Regions from separate parts of the Homo sapiens genome. Here region 2 is linked to region 1. Evidence: read pairs that join two places in POLR2A ChIA-PET (ENCODE). Cell type or tissue: OCI-LY7. All regions are shown on one strand.

Region 1 (2,500 bases):
GATTTACACAGGTGCTTACGAATTTCTTTGCTCACCGTTCCTTCCTGTATCTCAGACTTCCTTTCTGGCACCATTTTTCTTCTTCCTAAAGTAGAATTTCCTTAAGTGAAAGTCTGTTGGAGGCAGTTTCTATTTTGCTTATCTGAAATGTCTTTGTATTTCACCATCATCCTTGAAAGATAGTTTCTCTGGACATAAAATTCCAGGTTGATCATTCCAGGTTATCACATTGAAGATAGTATGCCCTCTTCTTCCAGCTTCTAATATAGCAGTGAGAAATCTATCTTTCTTATTGATTGTGGTTTTTTTGTAGGTGGTGTATCTTTTCTTTGGTCCTTTAAGATCTTCTCTTTTGGTGTTTTGCAGTTTTACTATAACATGACTGTGCATGAATTTATTTATTCTGTTTGGTATATGTTGTGCTTCCCATAACTGTGGTTTCATTTCTTAGCTTCAAAAATTCTCAGCTCTTAGGTCTCTAAGCACTTTGGCTCTCCTTTATTTTCTTTTTTCTTTCCTTCTAGGACTTCAGTCTTTATTTTAACCCCGTCTTTTAACCTTTTATATTTTCCATTTGCTTGTTCTCTGTATTGCTTTCTGGAGAGTTTTTGTTTGTTTGTTTGTTTCTGAGATGGAGTCTCACCTGTCACCCAGGCTGGAGTGCAATGGCACAATCTCGGCTCACTGCAACCTCCGTCTCCCAGGTTCAAGCAATTCTCCTGCCTCAGCCTCCCAAGTAGCTGGGATTACAGGTGCACCTCACCACGCCTGGCTAATTTTTTTGTGGAGATGGGGTTTTATCATGTTGGCCAGGCTGGTCTTGAACTCCTGACCTCAGGTGATCTGCCTGCCTCAGCCTCCCAAAGTGCTGGAATTACAAGCATGAGCCACCAGCCTGGCCTTTGGAGAGTTTTTAAAAAATATCCGGCTTCCTATTTACTAATTCAAACTAACCCTGAGATTTTGATTTCAACAATTTTTCATTAGTAGAAGTTTTATTTAGTTATTTTTCACATTTGTCTGGTGATTTGTGATTTTTTGTTTATTTTGTGATTATTTTATTTCTTTAAAAATGTCATATTTTTAGTCTGATTATTTTAATATGGGACAATATATGAGGTCCTTGATACCTGACAATATCTGAGGACTTTATTTGTCACTTCTTCCTTGTTTGTATGTTTGATGATCTTTGATTAAGAGGTTCACGTTTAACGTTTTGTGAATTTACGAGATTCTGGAGGCCTAAATTGAGGACATCTTCCTTCAGAGGGAAAGATCTGTTTCTGCCGAGAGCCAAGTACAGAGGGATTGTGGGAGTGCCACACAACTGGGAGCACATTTAAGCCTAGTTTCCCCACTTTACCTCAACCATCAAGTTTATTCCTGACCAACCAACTCCTGAATCTCAAGACTGATTTGGTAATTTGCCCCAGGGTAATTTGATCTTCATGTTATCTTTATTGCTCACCTCTTGGATTTTAATTTTGGTGTTTGGGGGCCCCTTGAAGATTATTTCTACTTTCCAAGACTCAATAATACATTAAAAATTAAGCTTATTCAAGACTTAATATCTGACCACCATACTGCCAGGGCTAGAGGACCTCTAATTCTATTTGTCCTGCTATAGCCAGGACAATCTTTAACATCAAGTGTAATGATATAACTCCCTCCCCTCATGCTTAAAAATCTTTCAAACATTCCTCTCAGCCTTCAGGATGGAATCCAAATGGCTAATGCAGGAGGATCGCTTGAGGCCAAGAGTTGGCCAGCCTTTGGGAACACAGCGAGACCTTGTCTGTAAAAACAAAACAAAACAAAACAAAAGTGGCTATTTACTAGTCTTTTCTTTTTTTTTCTTTCTTTTTTTTTTTTTTTTGAGACGGAGTCTCTCTCTGTCACCCAGGCTGGAGTGCAGTGGCGCAATCTCGGCTGACTGTAAGCTCCACCTGCCGGGTTCACGCCATTCTCCTGCCTCAGCCTCCGAGTAGCTGGGACTACAGGCGCCCGCCACCACACCCAGCTAAATTTTTTTATATTTTTGGTAGAGATGGGGTTTCACCGTGTTAGCTAGGATGGTCTTGATCTCCTGACCTCGTGACCCGCCTGCCTCGGCCTCCCAAAGTGCTGGGATTACAGGAGTGAGCCACCACGCCCGGCCCACTAGTCTTTTCTTTGGCCTCTTTCCCCTATTGGCCTTTGCACACACTGCTCTGTTGAAAAGAACCAATATTCTTCCTTCCAAAACTCCTCTTTGTAGTTAAGCGTTAAGTACAGGGGTCACATTTCCACATAACCTTCTCTAACATTGTTTACTTCTCCACTCCACCCTCTGGATTAGGTTCTGCACCTGGGTGTGCCCATACATACTTCTCTCATAACTTCTATTATATCATATTGCAAACAACTATTTCTCCTGACCAGACTACAAATTCCTTAAGGAGAGAATATCCCTTATGCCGCAAAAATATTTTTGAAAGCATAAATTTATGCTTAAAAGTAA
Region 2 (2,500 bases), 240 kb after region 1:
AAAAAAAAAATTAAGAAACAAGGTATCTCCTTACTACCCAGGCTGGTCTCAAACTCCTGACCTCAAGTGATCCTCCCACCTCATCCTCCCAAAGTGCTGGTCAGGCATAAGCCACCGTGCCCAGCCCATTTTCTTGATAATAAGCTTCTTAAAGTACAAAAGTTGGCTGGGCGCAGTGGGTCACGCCTGTAATCCCAGCACTTTGGGAGGCCAAGGGGGGCAGATCACCTGAGGTCAGGAGTTTGAGCCCAGCCTGGCCAACATGGTGAAACCCGACTCTACTAAAAATACAAAACGTAGCCGGGCATGGTGGGGGCGCCTATAATCCCAGCTACTCGGGAGGGTGAGGCAGGAGAATCGCTTGAACCTGGGAGGCAGAGGTTGCAGTGAGCCGAGATCACGCCATTGCCCTCCAGCCTGGGCGACAGAGCAAGACTCCTTCTCAAAAAAAAAAAAAAAAAAAGTACAAAAGTGTTGACCAGGCACAGTAGCTCATACAATCCTAACACTTTGGGAGGCTAAGGAGGGCAGATCTCTTGAGCCCAGGAGTTTGAGACCAGCCTGGGCAACATGGTGAAACTCCATCTCTACCAAAACAAACAAACAAAAAACAATTAGCCGGGCATGATGACGTGCACCTGTAGTCCCAGCTACTTGGAAGGTTGAGATGGGAGGATCAATTTAGCCTGGGAGGTCGAGGCTGCAGTGACCCCAGACGGCACCATAGCACTCCAGCCTGGGTGACAAAGTGAGACCCTGTCTCAAAGAAAAAAGTTTTAAATTTTGATGAAGTCCAGTTTCTCTCTTTTTTGTTGCTCGTGATTTTGCTGTCATATCTAAGAATCCTTACATTTAGGTCTTTGATCCATTTTAAGTTTATCTTTGTATGTGGTGTGAAATTGTTACCAAAACACCAGGAGTTCGGTCTAGGTCCTGCTGCTCACCACACAGAAAGATGAGCAATACCTGCCCCTGAGATGACAGGTATTGCCAAAGAAGAAGGCTTTACTCAGGTGCTGCAGCAGAGGAAACCGGAACTCAGTCACAAATCCATCTCCCTGACCAACTAAAATTAGAGGTTTATATAGCAAGGAAGAAATGTAACAATGTGTAGGAAAACAGGAACTCAGGAGGCCAAGAAAGCACTTGTGACCAATGAGGGGTCTTGCACTTCATTGTCAGGATGGGATGATCTGGTTGAGTTTCAGTTCCTTGATACTTTTTTTGAGAGGCCTGGTGGCCCTTTCCTGAAGAAGGAACTCAACATAAAACAAATGTAAGTTTTAAGCTTTAAGACCAGAAGGTCAATTTCTTTTTCTTTTTTCTGTTTTTTTTTTTTCTTTTTTTTTTTTTTTGAGACGGGTCTCCATCTGTCACCCAGGCTGGAGTGCAGTGGCATGATCTCAGCTCACTGCAACCTCTGCCTCCCAGGTTCAAGCAATTTTCCTGCCTCAGTCTCCTGAGTAGCTGGGATTACAGGTGTGTGCTACCACACCCAGCTAATTTTTATATTTTTAGTAGACATGGGGTTTCGCCATGTTGGCCAGGCTGGTCTCAAACTCCTGACCTCAGGTGATCCGCCCTCCTCGGCCTCCCAAAATGCTGGTATTATAGGCGTGAGCCACCACGCCCAGCAAGAAGGGTCAATTTCTGTTGAAACAAAAAAAACTATGGGACTATTGGGTTCATTTCAAAATAAGGGTCTAACTTAATTCTTTTGCATGTGGCTATCCAGTTGTCCCAGCACCATTTGTTTTCTTTCCTCACCGAATTTTCTTGGTACCCTAGTTTAAAATTACTTGGTCATAGATACATGGGTTTATTTCTGGACTCTCAATTTTTTTTTTTTTTTTTTTGAGACAGAGTCTCACTCTGTCGCCCAGGCTCGAGTGCAGTAGCATGCTCTCGGCTCACTGCAACCTTTGCCTCCTGGTTTCAAGTGATTCTCCTGCCTCAGCCTCCCAAGTAGCTGGGGCTACAGGCATGCATCACCATGCCTGGCTAATTTTTGTATTTTTTTTTATTTTTTGAGACAGAGTCTCGCTCTGTCACCCAGGCTGGAGTGCAGTGGCGTGATCTCGGCTCACCGCAAGCTCTGCCACCTGGGTTCATACCATTCTCCTGCCTCAGCCTCCGGAGTAGCTGGTACTACAGGTGCCCACCACCACGCCCAGCTAATTTTTTGTATTTTTAGTAGAGACGGGGTTTTACCGTGTTAGCCAGGATGGTCTCGATCTCCTGACCTCATAATCCGCCTGCCTCGGCCTCCCAAAGTGCTGGGCTTACAGGCATGAGCCATCGTGCCTGGCCATAATTTTTGTATTTTTTTTTTTTGGTCGAGACAGGGTTTCATTATGTTGGCCAGGCTGGTGTTGAACTCCTGACCTCAAGTGATCCGCCTGCCTCGGCCTCCCAAAGTGCTGGGATTACAGGCGTGAGCCACCGTGCCTGGCCCTGGACTCTCAATTCTATTCCATTGATTTGTATGTCTGTCTTTGTA

Evidence for each region. Peaks named below come from ENCODE experiments on the same cell type or tissue, not always from the same donor. Only the 100,000 strongest peaks of a DNase experiment are listed, where the experiment ranks them.
Region 2: POLR2A ChIA-PET joins it to region 1 with 8 read pairs; 2 of 35 experiments call an interaction of 5 or more read pairs at or near these places.

The regions. Positions count from the first base shown.
Region 1 is chr1:150,665,736-150,668,235 of GRCh38, forward strand. All of the region lies in intron 2 of GOLPH3L (golgi phosphoprotein 3 like), which reads right to left. Among named protein-coding and RNA genes, the nearest start is that of GOLPH3L, 30 kb to the right of the region's middle. In OCI-LY7, no CTCF peak of the experiment used is centred here; no DNase peak of the experiment used is centred here.
Region 2 is chr1:150,908,794-150,911,293 of GRCh38, forward strand. The region is part of intron 1 of CTXND2 (cortexin domain containing 2); the gene reads left to right. All of the region lies in intron 1 of LOC107985204 (a long non-coding RNA gene), which reads right to left. Among named protein-coding and RNA genes, the nearest start is that of SETDB1, 16 kb to the right of the region's middle. In OCI-LY7, no CTCF peak of the experiment used is centred here; a DNase peak (open chromatin) is centred at 1,208.